Regions from separate parts of the Mus musculus genome. Here regions 2 and 3 are each linked to region 1. A link is a loop called in an ENCODE intact Hi-C map of the cell type or tissue named here. Cell type or tissue: heart. All regions are shown on one strand.

Region 1 (8,000 bases):
GATTTATGAATACATGGCTTGGTCTGAGCCCGGAGCATTTTTTCTAACTATCCCTAGGCCTAGGCAGGAAGCTTCTAGCCTCCATGCAATCTAATCTTCTGTCAGCCTGGACCTTGAAGACTTCAGCTTCCAGTCTTTGTCTGCTACATAGGCCTAAAATGTTTCAGCCGTTAAGACTCACTGCTGAATAAATTCACTCTTTCTAGCTCTTTCTGAGCTCTGGCTGGCTGGTTCAACTCAGCTGTTCTGGCTCAAACTCCTCTCCAAGCTGACTGAGTCAAATGGGCTTTTCTCAGCTGACTGAATTGATCTGCTTGGAAAGACTGCCTTGAACCACACCAACTAAACTGCTCTGAACTCAACTGCTCTGAACTGAAGTCTGTCTCCCTCCCTGCTCTTTAAGTAACTTCTCTTACCTGTTTATTTTCCTGAAAGTCATATTCGGTCATATTCTATCTTTGACTCATTCTGTCAGATCTTTCTCTGATTTGTCACTTTGTCTGCCCCTCAACTGGATGTTATTTTTGGGATTAAAGATGTATACTAAAGGTGTGTCAATGGTGTATATTCCAGGCAGAGGGATTAAAAGTGTGTGGCATCTCTGCAGTCCAGCTGTGTCATATATTTGGATGTAACTCCTTGCTAGAGTAGCCCTGTTGCTGGATTAAAACTCCTCTGCACTTAAGTGAGACTGGCACTTTATTGTCTTTACAATGGCTATATCCATAACCCTGAGGCTTTCTGAACTAATTTCCAAGACTTGAAGATTAAACAAAACTTAAAATTTAAGTTCATTTTAGAAATTAATTGAAAAAATACAAGCTTATTTATTTATGTAAAAGAATTTTCTTTTATAAATATACTCATAAATTTCTTTTTTCTGTGCCTTCATTTTTAAGTTATATTTCTTTAGTCTATTGTGAAAGGGTAGGAGTGGGAGCTTGCTGTTAATTATGATTGTGGAGAAAACAACTTGCAGGAGCATCCTCTCCTGCTTTGTGGTTCCTGGGCATTGAACTCAGGTTGTTTCCTTGGCAATAAGTGCCTTTATCCACTGAACCATCTCACTGGCCCAGAAAGTGGCTTTATGAAAGGGGGAGGTTATTTAGATGAGACTGGAGTGCTGAAATAGTAAAATAGTAAAATACAAAGTTGCAAATACATTGTCCCAAGTAAATACATTGTTGCTGTTGCCGTTCATATCCATATTTAGAATGTCCTAAAACTTTATGCATTATCTGGTAACCTAATTTGGTTTTATCAGCTATACTGAAGTTTCTACAAACAAGATCTCAGAATGAAGGGCCTCTCTCCTTTCCAGCATCCCTTTCATTTTCTGTCTTTCTCATCAGTAAAGGCTGTAAACTCTAACTCTCTCTCTCTCTCTCTCTCTCTCTCTCTCTCTCTCTCTCTCTCTCTCTCTCTCTCTCTCTTCTCTCTCTCTCTCTCTCTCTCTCTTCCTCCCTCTCTCCCTCCCTCCTTCTTCTCCCTCTCTCCCTCCCTCCCTCCCTGCTCTCTTGGAACCCAAGACTACCAGCACAACCCACAAGGGGCCCTTCCCCCTTGATCACTAATTGAGAAAATGCCCCACAGCTGGATCTCGTGGAGGCTCCCAACTGAAACTCCTTTCTCTGTGATAACTCCAGCCTGTGTCAGGTTGACACACAAAATCAGCCAGTACATGGGTTTTTTTCTGTTTTTTCTTTTGTTTTGTCTTTTGTTTGTTTGTTTACATGACCCATCTATTATCCTGGAAAAGAGCCACTCACCATTGAAGCACCTACTACTCTATCTCCTTCCTCCATTTAAGTACAGTTTAAGTATAGCCTTTACACCTCCTAAAGAGAGCAATTCTTGTAAGCACACAAGGTTTGAGTAAGTGGAAAATCGTGTTTTCCCTTTGCCCTGCAGTTTTGTTTCTTAAAAATGACATATATGCCAAGTACTAGAAGGTCTTCCTAACATGGTCCATTGGCCTTCAAGCCACAGTGGGTATGGAAAGACTAGGAAGGACTCAAAAGAGCTTCGTGAAGGGTAACACTTCAAAAGCTCTGACCTTAAGATCCTAGCGCTTGGGAGGCAGAGGCAGCGGATTTCTGAGTTCAAGGTCATCTTGGTCTACAAAGTGAGGTCCAGGACAGCCAGGGCTACACAGAGAAACCCTGTCTTGGAAAAAAAAAAAAAAGAAAGAAAGAAAAAGATTCCGATTCTATGTGTATCCCTGTATTCTCACTCAGAAAACTCAGGGAGGAGACTCATTTTAGGCCAGAAATAGGAGGGCAGCTTTGCCTTCACAACTAAACCTTGTACCAAACAACAATGAAAATAATCACCTTAGTTTCTCAGGGCAGGAGGACAGCACAAGCCTGATGTGTACAAGACTCTGTGTTTGAGCCCTAACATTGCAGATTAAAAAAGAAAAGAAAAACATCTTATTCTATGCTGGCTCCTCCGACCTGATCACTACACATTGTAAGCCCAACTGACAATACTGCAAAAATGTATAAAGTTAATACAATATCAGTTAAAAATAGAGTGTAGTTTTCAAATGATGCCTCTAGGAGACCTGGACTAAAGAACAAAAATTGACTTTTTAACTTGTACTGGTTGAGTCTAGTGGAGGAGGTCTAAGCCCACAGGCCAAGGAGCAATGGTGTAGATATGGCCTAGGATGATGGGTGTGGGACTGTATCTTTATAGACCCTCTGTGAATATATAGAATCTTCTGCCACATCTAGTACCCAGTGCCATAGCCTAGCAAAAGAGTAGCATTTATGTGTTTACCTTAATGCTCTCACTGCTGCCTGGGGACTGGGGCAGGTGTTCGGCATCATGGAAGAATACCATATTGCATATCACTAACCAATGAAATATCAAAATTCAAAGTGGTTTCTGATGATGGATAATGCTTTTGAACTAATATGAAGTTGGAAATTGGAAGTTCAGCAACGACTGTAAGTTGAGGACTATATTGAGGATTGCAGTGCTGTCTTTCCCTATTCTTCAGTATCTGTTTCCTGCTTTGAGTTGATATTGTCACCGTTCATTATTGAGAAAAGATTTACAGAGCGCCGATCCACCATTGCTGTGCTTGGGCCGAGTGGGTGGGAGGGAGAATTGTGTTTGCAAGGTGCAGGCTACATTAGAAAAGTATTTCTCAACTTCCCCCCTGAAATGACAAATTGGCCTTCAAGATTTGTGAAATAGATGAACCGAAACAACTGAATTACCTAAGCAGAATTACGGGAACTTACTACCCTTTATCCAGAACCAGTATGCTAAAGGCACTGGGGCTTTCTATGGGAGTGTGTTGATCTGAAACAAACCTCTCCTCTTAAGGCTTATTATCATAGCAAAGTAACTTAACTTTCTGAGCCTGAGTTTCTCCTACCTACAAGTATATGGCATTATGGGATTCCTATGCCCTTGACTTGGTAAAAGGGTCTTAACTACCTGATTAAAACCAGTGGTAAGATTCTAAATATTTGGCAAAACCGTTCTCTTCAGTTTAAAAAGTTTAAATGAATACTGTAACTGGCGTGGCTTTCGAGAGGTCTCTGTTAATTGAAAGTTTATTACCCTTCCTTTTCCTGCCACAGGCCACACAGCTCTGCCCCCTTTCTTTCCCAGGCCCTGGAAGGAACGCCCGCGGCGCAGTCCCCAACAGGTGTCCCCTGGGCACAGCAGCCTGCGGGTCCCCAGGGTCGCCCCGCCCGCAGTGCGCACCGGGGAGGATGCGGCCTGGGCTTGAGCCTGCGCGGCCACGTGACGGCCGCTATAAGAGCGGCGGGCTGCGGACTCCCGCCCTCCCTGCTGGCCGCGGTCACCTACCGGCGCCCGGCTCCTCCGACCCACCCGGCCACACTATGACAGGTACGCCCCGCGTAACCGGGTCCCGCGACGTCGCCGCCCCTAAGCCCGGGAAGCTCCGGGTAGCTCGCGAACCGTGGAGAGCGGCTCCGGCTGCTAACCGAGCCGCGCTGCAGAGCGGTGGCTTCCGTCTCCCGCATCCGGGGAAGGCCAGGCGGGGTGGGGCGGGCGCCGGACGCACCGGGGTCGCACGGAGCCCGGAGGTGCTCCTGCCATGGGGAGCAGCAGGCGCCCTACGGAAACACCGGGTTGCGGCCCTGCTCTGGCCGCTGCACTGATCCTATTTTTAGGCCTCAGCAGCCGGGTGCTGCTACATGGGAGCCGGCTAGCGCCCCGGGCGGGCCTCAGTGCCACTTGTTGCAAAGTGTCAGGCCCTAGGCGAATAAACCCCAGGACTGGGCACTAGAGGTAACTGGCCCTTCTGAAAGCTTGAAGCTGTAGCCTGGGTTATGACAGCAACTGAACGGCCATCTGAAGGTTAAACCACCCAGCTGTCAATTGTCTTACTGTCCATTTGTAGGCTAAGTCTGGTGTTTTAGCTTGTGTTTATAACATCTGGCCCCTCCTTTTGTTAATTTAACCTGAGAAAGCATAGCGTAGCTTCCTGTAGTTTTTACATACCCGTTTATTACACCACCTCTACGTTTCTCCGCCACCTCCTGAAGTCTCTTTGGATTTAACACATTGTGCTCATTTTTAAGTACTTTTGGGGCAAAATGGTTTTGAAATGTTACTGTCTCAGAAATGTTCTAAGAATAACACAGGCGAGTATCAGCCGAGGTTGATGGATGTGGCAAATGTCATTACAGAGTATAATTGACTGGAGGTAGGGAATTCACAACTTTCTTCATCTTGGTAGTGTAGTGGGTTGTTCTGAAAGATGGCCCGGTAGTATGAGTTAAAATGGCTTTCAGGTTTCCTTCTGGGGAATGCGCTGGATAACCAGACAACCCACCCACCACACTGTCCCTGCTCAGTGGAATTCCCACTGCTTCTAGCATCCACACCGGAAAATAAGCAAGGGGAAATGAGGAAACCTGAGAGTAACACTGACAAAATCTCCTAACTCTCTTCTTGGACATCAGTCACCCCAAATGACTGCTGTGGAGCTTGAACCTTAGGATCCCTATGCGCTTTGGAGCCCCAGCAACTGCTAATGTTAAAGTCCCCGTCAGAGGTGGTCCCCAGAGTAATCTTACAAAAAGCCTGAAAAATCTTACAGGCTGATATAATGAGGACTCTTCAGTGGGAGAAAGAATTCATGTTTGACTTCTGTTCTGGATGGGGGTTTGGGAAAATTGGCATGTATGTCCATGTCTCTTGTTAGGGGAGGAGGGGAGAATGGGGAAGGTGGTATATTGCTCATTTTCCCAGAAAAGTAAAGGCAGCTGGCCATGGGTTACACCTTTAATTACTAGTACTTGGTATTGGAGACAGGGTTGTTGTCTGGTCAGCTTGGTCTATGCAGCCAAGCCCTAGCTCAGAACAATAAAAGCTGGGAACATAATTTATCGGTAGAACGCTTCCCTAACGTATGGAAGGTTCGGAAGCATGCAGATTGGGACCCCAGGGAAGAATGTGGGTTAGGATAAAGAAAAGACAGAGAAAGGAGATAGAGATGGAAGGAGACAACAAGAGAGAGGTTGGATAGAGTCGGCGTCTAAACTCACCAACAGTGATTGGTCTCTAGTAGGTAAGGCCGCTGTGGGAAGTTCAGTCTTGGCAGATGCTCAGTTACTTTCTGGGGTGGTGGGTAAGGAGGATCTTGCCTGGATGAAAATACCACTCACCAGGCCTTGTAAGAGCAAGGAAGTGTGCTTCGGAATATTCTCATCACCACCCGTTTCCTAAGCTCCACTCCCGGGGTACAGTTTGCTCTAAGGATTTGTATGGACTCTAACTGGGGTTTGAGTTTTGTGGTTGTTGTGATCGTCTTGGAGGTTACCTGGCATTCCTGCTAAGCTGCAGGTTTAGCCTATTCCTAGATAGATACCTGTGTGAGCTTTCCCACAAAAGGGGCCGCTGCCTCATTAACTAAGTTGATCTGTGAGATGATTTTGCTGAACTGTTGGTTGAGAGAACACCTGGGGAAAATTCTTTTCAGCTGAGATATGCTTCTTTTTCTTTGTATTAAGATCAGGCTTTTGTGACGCTGACCACAAACGATGCCTATGCCAAAGGTGCGCTGGTCCTGGGCTCATCTTTGAAACAGCACAGGACTACTAGGAGGATGGTTGTACTCACCAGCCCACAGGTTTCAGACTCCATGAGGTAAAGATTACCTGCCTGTCTGTCTCCTTGTCCTTGGAACACTAACACTCTTCTCCCTTGTACCAGTGGCACGGAGCCTGCACCTTCCTGGGGAGCGGAGCACTAAGTAAAAACAGATAATCAATGCCAAGCTAAAGATTATGGAATTTGACATTCCTTCCCCATTTTGGGGAGATGTCCCAGGATTCCTCCAGGGAGGTTCCGTCTGTATTCCATCTTCCTGATTCCATCTCAGGAGAGAGAACTGCCCCCTTACTGAGTCTTCTGAGGGGGATCCTGCCAAGTTCTGTCTGTCCTCACTCGTCTGTAGTCCTTTTCCCCCAAATGAAACTAGGATTGTATTGTTTCCTGCAAACAAGGAAACCTTCAGGTGCTATTGAACATTGTCATTTCTAGCTGATATTTGTCACCTAGTGATCTTTATGTATGAGAGAATAAAGTCCTTCTTATTAGGCTTCTGAAACTGCTATTTTGTTGGGGACACATGCTGCGAAGTGTAAGCTGCTTATTGATTCATTGGTTCATTTTGAGTTTGGAAATTCAGTTTGCGATATCTGTATAGTAAACTTAAGAAGATTTTGGTGTTTCAGCAGCTTTGTGCTGTCTTGTTTTTACTACCTCCTGGCCTTCTTAGAAATTGAGAATACCTTATATTTTTTTAAAATGTAAACATAGGCCAAGGGCCTTTAAAAAATAAGGCACTATACATATGTGCATATACATATATATGTATCTTCCACATTAATGACATTGATCCTACATGGCTCTTGAGAAAGGTGCTCCAAACTCTTTCTTCTGATATATCCATTAGTGAGGATGTGAAACACCCAGATCTGGTCTTGTACCCCACTACCATGACTCACTACAGTCGCCAGTGTCAAGGCCAAGGTTGCTCTGTGAACTAAAATGTATTTGTTAGCCAACTTACCTAACTTGAGAGATGAAATGCAACACCAATCTTTCTTCTGTTAAAGGCTTCTCAGTAGTTAAATGTTCGTATCGTTCAGTTTTCCTCTAGCTAGATACAGTGTCTGTTTCATTAACATGCCACTAAAGACATGGAAACCTGAATTCAATCCCCAGTACCCATATAAAAATCTTGCATCATGGTGCTACATGTCTGTAATATCATCACTAGGGAGGCAGAGAGAGTTGGATCACTGGAGTTCACTAGCCAGCCATCCTGACCTAGTCAGTAAGTTCCAGGTCCCACTGAGAAAAGATTTCTCAAAAAACAAAAACAAAAACCACCAAAGCAGATAGTTCCTGAGCATGACCAGTGACTTCAGCACGCACATGCTCTCCTGTGTGTGCACTCTAACTGATGAGTGCACACACACACACACACACTCTTAAGTTAGGTGACATCATAGCAGTTATCATTACTTATGGGATTTACTTCATGTGCACGTGAACACATAAAGTGTGTTCTGAAGTGCATAAAGACAGATGTAAGAGGGTAGACTATGTCAGCGCACCCGTTGTCTTGTGATTGACAGGTTATGAAGTAGAGTAAGGGAATACTCTTAATACTCTTAAAGTAAGTGTATCATGTGCTATGAAAAGAGTATATGTGATGCTTTCTGGAACTTATTTTTACAGAAAAGTTTTAGAGACTGTCTTTGATGACGTCATCATGGTAGATGTCTTGGACAGTGGTGATTCTGCTCATCTAACCTTAATGAAGAGACCTGAGTTGGGCATCACATTGACTAAACTCCACTGCTGGTCACTTACTCAGTATTCCAAATGTGTGTTCATGGATGCAGATACTCTGGTGAGTGTGGCTTTAAGGGCTGAAAAGATGTGCATAGTAAGGGAGACCTGCTACTCATTTGAGAAATGCTATCAAGACATGA
Region 2 (8,000 bases), 78 kb after region 1:
AAAGAGAAGTAGTGTCCAGAGCAGCAGGAGCAGCCACGATGAAGAGAAAGGCTCCCAGGGGCACAGTCAGCCCAAGGCTGGTGAAACGTCCTGTCAGCCTGACACTGGGATTGCTTGAACTATGTGTGTTTCTTCAGCCCTTTCTGTTTTCATTCCTGCTTTAATTGAAGCTACCCCATCTCCAATTCCTTCATTGTTCACTCTTCTGTGTTAATCACCAGTCTCACTCAGAAGATTACTTTTCATTCCAACTCTAAGTGACTAATATCTTAGTATACAATGCATCCTATTCTGCAAAATTATTGGAGTTAAAAGGGGTTATTTTTTATTGATATTACTGTATTTTTCACTGTAAGCCTATCCATCAGTTGAGAGTGCATCTATAGTTCATATTCTAGCCTAAGAGTAATGCTGGAGACAGTAGCTGCTCCCTCAGCAAAAGCTTGGTGGGAAGGAATGGCACAAACAAACAAACAAACAAACAAAGACCACAGCTTAATCCAACTGTCCACTTGACCTACTTGACCACTGCAAATACTTCAACTGAAACAGTATGATCAAGCCAATGACCTTGCATAAATCCTATGCCGAAATGCAAACAATCAAAGAAAGATATCTTCAAAACTATCAACTCCATAGCAATGGGTCCCAATGCAAGGGAGTTAGAATGAACTCTAAGACAAAAGATGCAAAAGAATGACTATCAAAAGCATTCAGTGAAGTGGGGGGACCCTCTAGAAAGTATCAGGGTCCTTAGATGAAATGCCCAACAGTGGGGAGAGGGAACTCAAAGAGTCCACCTCCAGTAGATAGACAGTACCTCAAGTGGAATGGTGGGGTTGCCGTCCCACAGTCAACATTTCTGACCCAGAAGTGTTCCTGTCTAAAAGAACTACTGGGACAAAAATGGAGAAGAGACTGAGGGAAAGGCAGTCCAATGACGGGCCAACTAGGGATCCATCTCATGGAGGCACACTATTACTGATGCTATGGTGTACATTGTATACACACCCAACCAATAGATACTTACACCTAGCCATGGGTCTGAAGTCAGGGTTGATTAGGGGAAGGACGGGAGAAGCTGAAGAGGATGGCATCCCCATAGGAAGACCAGCAATCTCAACTAACCAGGACCCCTGGGAGCTCCTAGACACTGAGCCACTAGCCACTAACCAGGAAGCATACCATGGCCTGGTCTAAGCTCCCCCCACCCTCTACCCCACTAACACCCCCCCCACGCCCCGTTCTGAGAGGCCCCAGGGAGAGAAGAGGCCTGGCAGGGAAGGAGGCAGGGGGAAGGAAGAATGGGATGAGGAACTGTGGGAGGGGGGAAAAAGAAGGGGGGACAATGGCTGGACTGTAAATAAAATAATAAATAAAAAACAAAACAAAACAAAATCAGTGAAACAAAAACATTCAATGAAGTTAAAAGACAATGTGAAAAAGCTTCCAAATAAGCTCAAAGAGAATATAAAGAGTAGACTGAAATCAAGTCAATACAGAGCATGAAAGAACGATTCAATGCATAAAAATACTGAAAAAAACTCAACCCAAATAAAAACGTCAATAAATCCAACCAAAAGCTTGCTGGAAAGCCCCTCCAACAGATCTTGTGAAGACAGAGTACAAGGGCTTTAGAACAAAATAGACAAATCAGAACAGTCAGAAAATGAATGGAAAAAATAGTAAGAATGAACACACATCGTCTATGATACACCATGAAAAGACCATTATCTACACAGTATGAAAAAAGACAAAAGAAATTCATTTTGAAGGCACAGAAAATAAAATCCTAACAGAAATGCCAACCCCATACAGAGAAGACATTTAGAATACCACACAAGAGAAAGGAACACCTCCATGGCATGCTGCAGTTAAATTACTGAGCACAGAGAGCCAGGAATAATAAAAGCTGCAAGAGAGAACTACGAGTCACAGATAAAAGGAGATCCGTCAGAATGACAAACTCATGAGCAAATCCTCTAAAAGCCAAGAAGGCAGGAAACAGGGTACTTTCAAGTTCTGAGAGCCAATAACTTCGAGCTCAGATTATTATATCCAGGAAAGCTATTCTTCCTAATTGAAGACCTTCTCATGATGAACATAAAGCAAGGCAATTAATGACTACTAAGCCAACCTACCGAAGATAATGTGAAAGGCCTGTACACACGCAAAAGATTAGGCCACGTAAGGTTGTAGGAAAACAAAAACTACACCAGAAGACCGAGGGACGAACAGGAAAGTGCGACAGACCACAAACAGTAAGAAGACCATATTAAGCCAGACTAAATAAATGTTCTCTTACTTTGTGGACCTTAAGATTGCACAAAGATACATATTGCCATATATACTCAAAAATTCTCCACACATATAATGTCACAGCAAAGGGATACTGAAAGAAAAGAGATTAGAGTAAGGTGGTGAGGAGAGCAGAGAGAGGAAGGAGAGGAAGATGGACAGGGTATGCAGGATGAAGATGGTCTGACAAAAACTGTATTTATAAAGCCTACCAATGATTTCAATAAAAGAAATTAAAGAAAAAACTTAACAGAACCTTTGAAAATTGGGTAATAGGAAAAAAAAAAGAATCTTGTCAAAAAAGGGAGAATATGATTATTTCATAAAATCTAGGTAGTAAGTGTTTAAGAACAATGGACTTTGGAATTAGACTACTAAGATTCAAATCGTCATTCTACTAGGAACTTGATATGACTTTAGGCAAATCACCAAACTATGTCTGTTTCCTCACTTGGAAAATAGGAATAAAAATATAACCCACTGTATAGCACAAATGTGACAGTATTCAAAAGTCCTAAAACTATTACTATTTGAAGAGTAAGCATAGCTGTATTGGCTATAATAGATGCAACTGGCTGCTGTGTCTAAATTTTCCTTGTTACATAACCCATTTCCTTTTATCTGATCTATTCTATCTAATAGTGCTATATTGCATAGGCGTATAATTAGTTCAGTTTTAAGATTCAGCATTTACACAAGAAGGAAGCTGGGGCCAGTAATGGCATACACCTTTAATTTCAACACTTGGGAAGCAGAGGCAGGCAGCAGATCTCTGAGTTCAAGGCCAGCCTGGTCTACATAGTGAGTTCCAGAACAGCTAGAGCTACTTAGAAAAAACCTGTCTCAATAAAACAAAACAAAACCAACATTAAACAAACAAACAAACAAACAAAAACAAAAACAAAGGAAACTGGGCTAGAGATGGCTCAGGGATTACCAGCATGGGTCCTCTTCCAGAGGACCTGAGTTCAATTCCCCATACCCACATAGCAGCTCACAATGATCTGTAACTTCAGTTCCAAGAGACCCAATGCCCTCTTCTGGCTTCCTGAGCACCAGGCACACATGTGGCACACAGAAGACATGCATACAAGCAAACATACATATAAAACAATAAAATGAAAAGGGCTGGAGAAATGGCTCAGTGGTTAAGAGCATCCAACTGCTCTTCCGAAGTTCCTGAGTTCAAGTCCCAGCAACCACATGGTGGCTCACAACCATCCGTAATGAGATCTGACTCCCTCTTCTGGAGTGTCTGAAGACAGCTACAGTGTACTTACATATAATAAATAAATAAATCTTAAAAAAAAAAGAAAAAAAGAATTTGCTTTCTAAAAAAATAAAGAAAAAAGAAGAAGGTAATGAACTCTTACTGTCTCAACAATTTAAAAAAATAGGTCAAAAAAATAAGGAGAAATTAGCAGTAGTTATTAAAAATTAGTAAGTCATGTATTTTATAGATTATTACTACTTTCACTTTTTTTTAAAGATTTATTTCATTTATATGAGTACACTGTAGCTGTGTTCAGACGCACCAGAAGAGGGCATCAGATTCCATTACAGATGGCTTTGAGCCACCATGTGGTTGCTGAGAAGATCAGTCAGCGTTCTTAACTGCTGACCCATCTCTCCAGCCCTACTTTCAATTTTGAAATGAAAAACAGGGGAAGACTGGCAGCATGACTTAGGAATAAATGCCTTTTTTATAGAGCACTGTTACCTATCATCTTTACAAACGAGAACTGTCATTGTGATTTAGCAACTGCAGTTAGGAATGTATTTACAGTAACTGAAAGCAGAGGAAGAGTGTGAGCAAGCATGTCATGCAGTTAAACTGCAGCACTTTACCTCTTAGGGCAGACGCTAGACAGCTGCGACAGAGTACAGCTACTCTTCTCCGGAGTTCCTGAAATACTGGGTTCTTCACCACACGTGGATGACTCTATTTCAAAGAAGCACAGAGCATTATCAAGGTGTCTTAAAATAGCAACATCTGAGTGAAAGGTTAGATTCTCCATAACCAGCCGTGAGCTTTACTAACTTCACTCCTCTCAAGCCCCAGAGAATTGTTTCCACATTTCTCCTAACCTAGTAGTTTTCCATTAGAAAGTACTTTCAGAGGCTGGTGAGATGGCTCAGTGGGTAAGAGTACCCGACTGCTCTTCCGAAGGTCTGGAGTTCAAATCCCAGCAACCACATGGTGGCTCACAACCATCCGTAATGAGATCTGACTCCCTCTTCTAGAGTATCTGAAGACAGCTACAGTGTACTTACATATAATAAATAAATAAATAAATATTAAAAAAAAAGTACTTTCAGTTTTTTATGACCCAACAAAAACATCTTTTTCTAATATGCATTGGCCAACCTAGAGGCTGAATTTACTTCTGATCAAACACAGACACACACAGAGAAAGGAAGGGGAGGGGAGAGGGGAGGAGACTTTATATTTTNATATNCTCTCTAATAGGTAGTTGATAAATCTGTATTTCCAAATATTAACTGTCAATTTCCTTACCACTGCTTAGCCCTCCCACATTCTACAATACAGTACTATTGGCCTAAAATCAAACTAATTTTAATTTGCAGAGAACTTGCAATCACAATTGGATGCATTATCAACAAAAGCCAACTTTCCTACCTCTCCCCCTCCACCCACTTGTTTATGTAGTCCTTCCACCTTAAGAATGTTAATAGTTTTTCTTTTTTTTTTAAAGATTTATTTATTTATTTATTATATGTAAGTACACTGTAGCTGTCTTCAGACACACCAGAAGAGGGCGTCAGATCTTATTACAGATGGTTGTGAGCCACCATGTGGTTGCTAGGAATTGAACTCGGGACCTTTGGAAGAGCAGTCAGTGCTCTTAACCTCTGAGCCATCTCTCCAGCCCGTTAATAGTTTTTCTTGAGTTCTCATTTTCTCCCATAAGCTTACCAACGATTCTTACCCCTATATCCAAATGTCTTCCTACCATTAGAAAAAGCAAACAGTTGCACTCAGTTCTACCCTCTGAGAATGTCTTCTGCACTTCTCTGCTCCCCAGGCTGACTGACACAGGGCAGTTACTACCAGCTCTTTACACACTCATCTCTTGAAGCACAGCCTTTCTGTGCTTCAACCTGGATCAGAAATGCAAGTATAAACCTCATGACTCCTAAAATCAAAGGTCTCTTTGACTTCAGAATTGGTTCTAATTTATCTTTCTGGCTTTCCTTCCTTTTAACGAAGCACACTGCATTATAATTAAAATAGAGTTCTAAAGCAGAACATTAATTTTTCTTTAAACTGTTCTTTACAGAATTTTTTTCTCCCAACAAGAAACATTTTCCCCCAAAATTTCTGATAAGCTAATAACCAACCCAACTATTTTGACGTAACCTTTCCTGATTACCAATCTCCAGGAAGTGTTTTTTGTTTTTGGTTTTTTTTTAAAGCAATCCTAAATTTCTGCATATCACCAAACCCAAGACAGAATTATGAAGTAAGAAAATCATCCATAAAGTGGTCAGAACATGTTCATAATTAAAACTCACCTGAGTGTCCATCTTCCTTCTTGTCCATATTACTTCCTCTGCGTTTAATGGTCTCATCCTTGTATTCCTATGTAAAAGACATTTTCTACAGTGATGTATCAGTTTTAAGTGAAGTTAGGATCTTGTTTTATATTGCTTTACTTTACATAATAAAAACTACTTAAAAATGCTACCAGATTTTAAAGTAATGGAAAGATAGATAGGAGGTTAAAAATATATATACACAAACTGATTTAAATGTTTTCAATGGTATCTCAAAAATGAAAATCGCACTTAAGTCCACCCCTGTATTTGTAAGGCACTGGCAGAGCCTCTCAGAAGACAGCTATATCAAGCTCCTGACAGCAAGCTCTTTTTGGCATTCATAATAGTGACTGGGTTTGGTGACTGTATATGGGATGGATCCCCAGGTGGGGCAGTCTCTGCTCCACACTTTGTCTCTATAACTCCTCCCATGGGTATTTTGGTCCTCCTTCTAAGGATTGAAGTATCCACACTTTGGTATTCCTTCTTCTTGAACTTCATGTGGTCTGTGAATTGTATCTTGTATATTCCAAGCTTCTGGGCTAATATCCACCTATCAGTGAGTGCATACCATGTGTGTTCTTTTGTGACTGGGTTACCTCACTCAGGATGATATCCTCCAGATCCATCCATTTGCCTAAGAATTTCATAAATTCATTCTTTTTAATAGCTGAGTAGTACTCCATTGTGTAAATGTACCACAATTTCTGTATCTATTCCTCTGTTGAGGGACATCTGGGTTCTTTCCGGCTTCAGGCTATTATAAATAAGGCTGCTGTGAACATAGTGGAGGACGCGTCCTTATTGCATGTTGGAGCATCTTCTGGATATATGCCCATGAATGGTTTAGCTGTGTCCTCAGTTAGTACTATGTGCAATTTTCTGAGGATCCGCCAAACTGACTTCCAGAGTGGTTGTACCAGCTTGCAATCCCACCAACAATGGAGGACCTACTTAGCTTTCTAATTATACATAGACATTTGCTTAAACAGCAATAATATAATCTCTAAAAAAAAATAAAAATTAATTGCTCTTTATCTTTCCAAATGAATGCACACAAAGGAAACCTCTCAATGATATAACTGTGAAAAAACCATTCACACCAAATTTTCAAAAAAAGATTCCCTATTCAGTAAATAATATATCTATCATTAGGCCACTATTACTATTACTCTCTTTTCTGGAATTCCCAAAGCTGGCAAGATACAGCAACAGTATTTATAACAAAACAAAAGCCAAAAGACCCACTAAATCTGAGATTCTAGTAAAGTCTCAATAAAAGTAAAATATTTTTTAAAACATCTCAATAAGCAGGTCGAAGGACTCATTTTTCTCCTCCCCCGTTGTTCCTTTCTCTCCTCCCTCCCTCCCTCCCTCCCTCCCTCCCTCCCTCCCTCCCTCCCTCCCTCCACCCTCTCTGTCATCTCTCAGCTGCTGCTCTACAGCCATGCCTGCCTGCCGATTACCGTGTTCCCCACCATGATAATGGTCATGGTGCTCTTCACAGCAATAGAACAGTAACTAAGACAGATATGGCACTTACACTGTGTGTGTGTGTGTGTGTGTGTGTGTGTGTGAGCGTATGTATCTTCTGGATTTTTAAAATTTGTTTGTTCTTCCTGTTGTTGCCCTTCTGAAATAGGTTCTTACTATATAGCCCTGACTGTCCTGGAACTCACTATGTAGAGCAGACTGACCTCTGAATTCAGCAATCCACCCACTTCAGCCTCTTGAGTACTGAGATAAAGATATGCACCACCATAGAAATTGGTACTTATAATTATATAAGCACCATATAAATTCTGGTTAAAAACACTGATCGTGTCTCAAAAAGATCAGCTATTACCAGGTACTTGTAACCACTTTTAGTGAGATACAAAGTTCTACAGAAAGTAAAATGAGATGGCTCAATGGGTAAGAGCACTGACTGCTCTTCCGAAGGTCCTGAGTTCAAATCCCAGGAACCACATGGTGGCTCACAGCCACCTGTAATGAGCTCTAATGCCCTCTTCTGGCACATCTGAAGTCAGCTACAGTGTACTTATGTATAATAATAAATAAATCTTTGGGCTGGAGCAAGCAGTGACTGAGCGAACAGAGTTGACCCAAGTGAGCAGGGCCGACCAGAGCAAGTGGGGTTG
Region 3 (8,000 bases), 120 kb after region 1:
TTCACCTAATTTTACTGACAATCTACATCCGTAAGTTTTGTCTGAGGGTGGTAGTTGAATCATTTATCTGTTCCAGCAGCAGTCTTTGAAAAGATCAGCCACTATTGTTGTAAGTGCCAATGACACTGCCCAGTGAGGGGCTGGACACTCCCTTAGAGTTTTCATATAACTCATAGATTATGAGGGACATGATGACTGGAAACTTCACAGCAGAATGAAGTCCTCAGGGCTCTGCCTCTCTGAGACACACCTAACATGACTGTGCTAACCAAATTTCATGAGTTCTAAACTGTTTTGACATTCTTCTTGTACAGCCCCTTTACTTAGCGTTTTATTGCTGTGAAGAGACACCATGACCACAGCAGCTCTTATAAAGGAAAACAATTAATGGGAGCTGGCTTACAGTTTTAGAAGTTTAGTCTGTTATCATCATAGCAGGAAGTATGGTAACATCCAGGCATACATAGTCCTGGAGAACGGCCCGAGTGTTCTATATCTTTATCTGCAGGTAGCAGGAAACTGTGTGCCCCACTGGGCATAGCCTGTGCATGTATGACCCAAAAGCCTGCCTCCAGAGTGACACACTGCCTCCAACAAGGCCACACCTAATATTGCCACTCCCTATGGCCAAATATTCAAACCTATGAATCTATGGGGGCCATTCCTATTGAAACTAACAAGAAGGTTAATACCAATGACCATCTGGGACTACTATTTATACCTGTGCAATCCACCTAAGCTTCTCCAGGAGATACAGTGCTAAGAAGTCCCTAAGGTTAGTCTCTCCAACCAGAATATCATCCTTAGCAACCTCTCTTATAGACTAAGCTGTCTATATTCAAATTGCCTATTGAAGCCTGTGATGATTTGTATATGCTTGGCCCAGGGAATGGCAGCACTAGGGGTGGGGCCTTGTTGGAATAGGTGTGTCACTGTGGGTGTGGGCTTTGAGACTGTCCATCCTAATTTCCTGGGACACAGTTCTCCTCTTTGCCCTTGGAACAAAAAGTTATACAAACTCTCAGCTCCTCCTGTGCCATGCCTTCTTAGTTGCTGCCATGTTCCTACCTTGATGATAATGGACTGAATATCTGAAACTGTAAACCAGACCCAATTAAATGTTGTCTTTTATAAGAACTGCCTTGGGCACGTGCCACGGACAGGCGCCATCCTGCCGCAGACCGGCCTCAGTCGGCCTCACTCAATCCGCAGGAGAAATCAGGGTCCTGGACAGGTGGCAAAAGAGTTGGCGAGAAATGACAAATAAATACGGCCACAAGGGAGAGTACTGTATCTGAATGTAATTTCTCAAATCGAGCATCAAACGTTTTATACAGAAGAGAATAGGGAAGTTAGGTGACACATTGGCAAGGTACAATGAGGTTGCCAGATGCTTCATGACTCTTACACAAAGCAGAGGAATGCAAACACAAAGACTGACAGGAACTGGGCAATAAAACAACTGAGACAAAGTCAGCTCTATCTAAGGTCAGCCATAGTCTTAGAAGCCAGGTGTGAGGTCTTTACAATCCCGGGGCAAGGGCTTTCATGCCCAAGCCATGGTTCTAATTAGGGAGTTCTGCTCTAGTTAACCTTCTCATGAATAATGCAATACTCTAGTTCCTCCTTAAACCACAGCCCGATCTTCTTCCTAAACCATTGTAAATTCCTGTATAAGGGAGTGACTTGGCTTTTATTCTAAGTGATAGTGTGGGGGACTTTCTACTAAGTAATGTAGTCTGCCATACATAACTATAATAAGAATTCTAAACTTACTTTGCTAAGCTTGCCCTGAGATTTCTAACTCTTATGTAGTAGATAGTAATGCCTGATTTCTTTCACTATCTCTCTTACAATACTAGAGGCAATTCTGAATGTTACTGAATAGGTAACATTCTTACTGAATTCCAAGCCTAGGGTCTGCTCAAGGACTACCTAGGGCATTGGTGAAGGCCAGGAAGCAAAGTTCAATTTTGCTTAGGTATTTGGCAAATCATTGCTTGGAGGCACCTATAGTAAAACAATACTGAAAGAAAGCACACAGATCCATTTGCAAGGACAAGTTTGGAGCATTGGATATTTGGGATGCCATGTTTCCAGGAGGCCAAGTGTCCATGAACTTTTTGCCTCGGGACTGCTTCCAGGTTTCTAAACCTGTCAAGCAAGTCACTACTGGAGTGGATGTAGTAGTCATGGTGTCTCTTTTACAGCAATGGAAATCCTAACCAAGACAAAGTCCTAAATCCCAGTACCTCAGAATGTGACTAATGTTCAGACAGCACATTTACAAGATAGCCGAGTTTAAGAGAAATCATATGGGCAGATCTTAGTAGAGCTGGCATCTTTAGAAGAGGAGGAAGAGACATCAAGAATGAAACAGACCAGTGAAGACAGTGAGAAGGTAGCCATCTGTAAGCCATGGAAAGAGGGCTCAAGAAAGCAGGCCTTCTCATGTATTGACATTGGACTTCCAGCCTCCAGAACTGAAGAAGTGGAGGAGGAAGAGGAATAGAAGGAGGAGGACTCTGTTGCTGAAACCAAGCAGTGCGTTTTATTTGTCATGATAGTCCTAAAGAACAAATGGGACATGATGGTATGCCACCCTGGTCCCTGCTTTTGTAACAGGAGACAAGTGAGTGGTTTCTACTCACAGATCCTCACAAACAAGGAAACTAGGCATACACTCACTCGAAGCTATCTTCATGCAATGATTAATTTTATCAACTTTACTGTATTCAGAATTAACTATATAACACACTTCTGAATGTGTCTGTGGGCACATTTTCAGAAGGGTTTAATGCAAGAGGGAAGACACAGCTTGAATGTGGGCTCTGCCCTACAATGCTGTGAGGTCTTGGACTGAAGGGATACAAAACAGTATTGAGAAGGCCATTTTCTCTTTTTTTCTGATCAGCCCAGGTAGAAGCAGTTTCCTCCATGATGGACCCTACCTCCTAAATACTGATCTAGACCAAACCGTTCCTCTCTGAAGTATAAGGATCCATGATTTGCCAAAGAATGATACCCCAGACTCAAATGTGGGGTCTCTCATTACCAGAACAGAGACCACCAAGTCAGTTTGCAAGCCTGATTTAAAGCACATTAGGGAATTCTGGGGTAGGTGACCCTGTCAAGATTGACATGGAGGTTGGGTCCATCTCTATAGACATTCCATTACTGGGGTGTGGGGGCTGGAAACTTGCTGGGGAGGTCTGAAAACTGTTGCTGAAGAAGTCTGGAAAGTGCTGCTGACCCAGTGTCCTTGCCTCAGGCCAGGTGGCAGGGCGGCTTCTAAGGCCTGGACTTGCCTGGAATTGTCCAGTTCTTAGAGACAGAGATTTAGGCCTATTCTCCTTAGCTGCCAATTTGAAGTCTGTCATGGAATCAGCCTAGCTTTCTCATAAGCTGATGGTCACAGAAGTGAGAAAAACAGTTAATAAAGATAAAAATCTCTTCCCAAAATTTCTTAGGTCAGCCAGGTACAGGGACTATATCAAGGGAGAAGAAGCTATCTCTAGAGAAGGTAGTGCCATTCTAGGACTTAATGAATCTCACAAAAGTCAAATTACATTCAATTAATATCCTGAAGAGGAAAAATTAATCAAAAGAGACAGACACTTAAATCAGATACTCATAAGAGGGAAAGGGGATGTTTATGGATGTCACATGAGTAGCAATCTGCTTGTTTTCCTGATTTCTGTAGCCCAGATCTCTGGACTATTCCATGTATTCTTTGCTCACTGAGTTTAATGAACCCGTCTCCCAGAGTGTTCCTAGTAGAGGATGAAGTACATGATTCCTCGTCATCTGGAAGGTATTCGAAATGGCAGCAGTTCAACTTCAGTCCAATTGCTCCCACATTATAAATTCTCAGAGCAAAGGACTCAAGGTAACCATCAGCATGAGAATTGAAGTTTGCTCTTTTCAGTGTAAAAAGAAGAGCATCCTCCAGTCAACCAATACGTACATATGTGCATGCAAACACATATATTTTCTAGAATTGTTAAAAAAACATTATAGATCTGGTTTATTAAATCTCCCAAAATAGAAAAATTCCGACGGCAAGTTTCTTCAATATAGGAAATACTTAGGAACTGTATATTGACCATCCGGGGATCTCTCTCCTCCCCTATTATCTAAGGCTTAGAGGAAACTTTTGCCAAATGCCTGCAAAATGTTTTCATAGATCTTCTCATCCAATGCATTATTTTTTTATTTTTATTTTTTGCTAAGCATCTTCGAGGATTTGCCCTTTTCAATAAAACCATTGTAGGATCCACAGTATTTGTGGTGTGTTTAACCCTACGTTGGGAGTTTAACATCAGGTTTTGCAGTTTCATCCTTTAGAAGCAGACTTTGTGTGCCCCGGTACAGGGGAACGCCAGGGCCAAAGGGGGGGAGTGGGTGGGTAGGGGAGTGGGGGTGGGTGGGTAAGGGGGACTTTTGGTATAGCATTGGAAATGTAAATGAGCTAAATACCTAATAAAAAATGGAAAAAAAAAAAAAAAAGTTCAAAGTCTAAGGCAAGTCGACCAAGGCACAGACGGGCAGATGATCGAGTGTTAAACACGCTGAAGGTTTCACATACTAATCTGTCCAGAAGCAGCAAAGTTAACATCTCCAAAGAGGAACCGAGGTCTCTGCATCCACTTAGGGTAGCACTTCACTTAGCGCGCGGCCTCTTTAAGGAGCGGTGCCCGGGGTGTGGTCGCAGCGCTCACGTGATCCGGAGCAGCTCTCTAAGCTTGCGGAAGCCGCCCAGCGGTCCGGGCGCCGGGATGGTGCGTCTGTACAACCTGCACCCGTTTGGGTCGCAGCAGGTAGTCCCCTGCCAGTGGGAGCCGGAGCAGGTCTGCTGCGGCGGGAGCGACGCGCTGTTCGTGGCTGCCGGCTGCAAGGTGGAGGCGTTCGCTGTTCAGGGCGAAGAGCTGTGCCGGCAGCGCTGCGCCTTCTCCACGCTAGGCAGGGTGCTGCGCATGGCCTACAGCGAAGCCGGTGAGGAGCGGCTTTGGGGCGGGGCTCTGGGTAGGGAAGGGATTGGTGCTCTTCTAGGCTGGCTGCTGACAGTCAGTGTGGGTCGGGCACTAAGTGCTAAAGTCATTTTGTGTAGTTGTTTTAGCGACCGCAGATCCGGTGTCGTGCCACGGTCCGGTGCTTGCCTAGTTTGCTTGAAGCCTTGGTCTGATCCTCCTTACTCAGATTGCTTCAACTAGTCATTCTAGCACTTTGGAGGTAGAGACCGGAGGATCTGAAGTTTAAGGTCCTCTGCAGTTTGGTGAGTTCCATTCTAGCCTAGGCTACAAGTAATCATGTCTCGAAGCAAAACAAAGCAGACACCCCACGTGGAGATGCAATGCTGACTGATCCCGTCCACAGCTTGAAATAAAGACGTGTGGCTCGGTTCCACTTATGCCAGACCCTTAAAAGATTAATGTAAGAAAACAAACCTGGTTCAAGAGAAAGAGGAGGGAGAATGATATCCTGAAGTTCACAGGAGGCTCGACCTCAAAAGTTATCTCAAATCGGAGCCAGCCCTTTTACCTCTTAAGTCACTATCACTTGTGGTTGATTTATTACATTGGGTTGTATCAAATGCTTGGCCCTGGTTGGATACTAATGACTTGAGCCACACCGACTGGAGGAGGCTAGCACTAAACCATGATAACCTCGTTCTTGAAACCTTGAAGAACAAAGATGCTTTTATTACCATGTTGGCTGCCTTAAAGAGCTTCAGGAATCATGTGGGATGGCATAAGTATCACGGGCCATATAACTCAAAGGTAGCATTCAGTCCACAGTTGAACTTCAACTTCTGAGTGTAACTTCTATTAACCCATGCATGACTAAACATTAATAGGCTGACCCCTGGCAATGCCTAAGTTCAGAAAACCTGTCTGATGTCTCCTTTGATGCCTTTTTTTCTTCTGAGTAAATGTTCTGGTCTGTGTTCTCTCAGTGCCTAGTGTCCTCTGCCATAGCAAATCCACCTTGTCAACAACCAGGACTATCTGTGCATTTATATTTACTGTGAATGTTTTGGAGGCCTTTTTCCCAGGCAGAAAGCATTTTCTTTTTCTGTCAGGTCCAAAGGAAACCCCAAGTCCCAAACTCCAAAGGGCAGTCCAAAGATCCAGACGTGAGCTCCTCCATGGCTATAGGAGGAGTTCTGGTGTTTAGTTAAAAGCCAGCCTTCCTTCCTCAGGAACTTGTGGAGGCAGTTCCTGTCTGTCAGAGGAGTCATTTCCCTTACCTCTGGCAAAAGGAGCTATGGCTCTTCAATCTACATACACGTGTGATACTACTCCTCAGCATCCCAAGGTCCAGGCTAGCCTCAGGCCTCCCTCAGTCCCTGAAGTACCTATTACATATTTCCAAGTCCATGCTATCTCACTGTGCTCTTCTCTCTCTTGCAGATAACCTTGGCCATGTCTATTCAGCTGGCCATGTTCAGGTTACTTCTTTCTCTCTCTGCTCTGGATTCATCCAGATCTTCTGGCTGTTTCTCCCTCTCCCTCTCCCTCTCCCTCTCCCTCTCCCTCTCCCTTTCCTTTTATCTCCTTCTCCCTCGTCCCTCTCCCTCCATCGCCTTTTCCCTCCTCCCTCTAACTCTACCCTCTCCCTCCTCCCTCTCCCTCTCTATCTCCCTCCTCCCTCTCTTTCTCCCTCTCCCTCCTTGCTCTCCCCTCCTCTCTGTACCCCACCTATCTTCAATAAAACAAAACCATTTCCCTTAACTATACCATGGAGGGGTCATGTTGACAGTTTTACTTTGTACGGGCCCACCCCCTAACCCCCCCCCCCCCCAAGCCTACACTTACTAATCAGCCAAATGCTGCTCTCCCTTTGTAAGTTGTGGGCACTCAGTAAGTCATCTGTGGGGTCCCTGTAACCAGATTTCTGTGGCTCATGGTTTGAGAGGGTTCAGCCCACCATAGTGGGTAGGGTTCACATCATGGTGACTAGAAGGTAAAGCAGAAACAGGAAGGACTAGGGCAAGATAGAATTGCCAGATATCCCCTCTTCATCAGTGACCGTCCTCCCAGAAGTCTCTTTCCTCTAGCCAGACTCCCCTCCACCCAACCCTACCACACCAAAGTTTCCAAAACGGATTAGTGCATTCATTAGGTCAGAGCTCATGATCTAGACATTTTTGGAAACGTTGTCACAAGAAATAACCAGAGGTGTGCTCTTAGGTGTTTCTTTGCCCAATCAAGTTGAGATGATGAACCATTACAAGAGCATTAAGGAAGGAAGGAAGGAAGGAAGGAAGGAAGGAAGGAAGGAGAAAGGAAGGAAATAAGGAAGGAAGGAAAAATGTAGATGGTAGGTTTGGAATTTTTTTTATTAAACAATTTTTTATTAGCTATTTTCTTCATTTACATTTCAAATGCTACCCTGAAAGTCCCCTATACCCTCCCCCTGCCCTGCTCTCCAACCCATCCACTCTTGCTTTCTGGCCCTGGCATTCCTTGCAAGACCAAGGGCCTCTCCTTCCATTGATGGCCGACTAGGCCATCTTCTGCTACATATGCAGCTAGAGACGAGCTCAGGGTGTACTGGTTTGTTCATATTGTTGTTCCTCCTATAGGGTTACAGACCCCTTCAGCTCCTTGAGTACTTTCTCTAGCTCCTCCATTGGGGGCCCTGTGTTCCATCCAATAGATGACTGTGAGCATCCACTTCTGTATTTGCCAGAAACTGGCATAGCCTCACAAGAGACAGCTATACCAGGGTCCTTTCAGCAAAATCTTGCTGCCATATGCAATAGTGTCTGGGTTTGGTGGCTGATTATGGGATGGATCCCCGGGTGGGGCAGTCTCTGGATGGCCCTTCCTTCCATCTTAGCTCCAAACTTTATCTCTGTAACTCCTTCCATGGGTATTTTGTTCCCAGTTCTAAGAAGGGGCAAAGTATCCAAACTTCGATCTTCCTTCTTCTTGAGTTTCATGTGTTTTGAAAATTGTATCTTGGGTATTCTAAGTTTCTGGGTTAATATCCAC

Evidence for each region. A loop is a pair of places that touch in the nucleus more often than their neighbours do. Peaks named below come from ENCODE experiments on the same cell type or tissue, not always from the same donor. Only the 100,000 strongest peaks of a DNase experiment are listed, where the experiment ranks them.
Region 2: it touches region 1 in a loop (2.1-fold over the local background); 4 of 42 quality-filtered maps call a loop at or near these places.
Region 3: it touches region 1 in a loop (1.8-fold over the local background); 2 of 42 quality-filtered maps call a loop at or near these places.

What each region holds. Positions count from the first base shown.
Region 1 is chr3:20,150,871-20,158,870 of GRCm38, reverse strand. Gyg (glycogenin) reads left to right here and starts at 3,755. Exons shown (of 7, transcript NM_013755.4): 1 at 3,755-3,873; 2 at 6,006-6,141; 3 at 7,744-7,918. The coding sequence starts at 3,867. In heart, CTCF peaks have their summits at 3,654 and 4,217; a DNase peak (open chromatin) is centred at 3,800; H3K4me3 peaks cover 4,716 bases; H3K27ac peaks cover 4,688 bases.
Region 2 is chr3:20,072,731-20,080,730 of GRCm38, reverse strand. Hltf (helicase-like transcription factor) reads right to left here. Exons shown (of 25, transcript NM_009210.3): 9 at 5,836-5,902; 10 at 4,147-4,240. Among named protein-coding and RNA genes, the nearest start is that of Hltf, 19 kb to the right of the region's middle. In heart, a CTCF peak has its summit at 3,837 (motif pointing right); no DNase peak of the experiment used is centred here; H3K4me3 peaks cover 333 bases; H3K27ac peaks cover 1,795 bases.
Region 3 is chr3:20,032,044-20,040,043 of GRCm38, reverse strand. Hps3 (HPS3, biogenesis of lysosomal organelles complex 2 subunit 1) reads left to right here and starts at 4,734. Exons shown (of 17, transcript NM_080634.4): 1 at 4,734-4,995. The coding sequence starts at 4,779. In heart, a CTCF peak has its summit at 4,801; DNase peaks (open chromatin) are centred at 4,783 and 4,983; H3K4me3 peaks cover 2,025 bases; H3K27ac peaks cover 1,011 bases.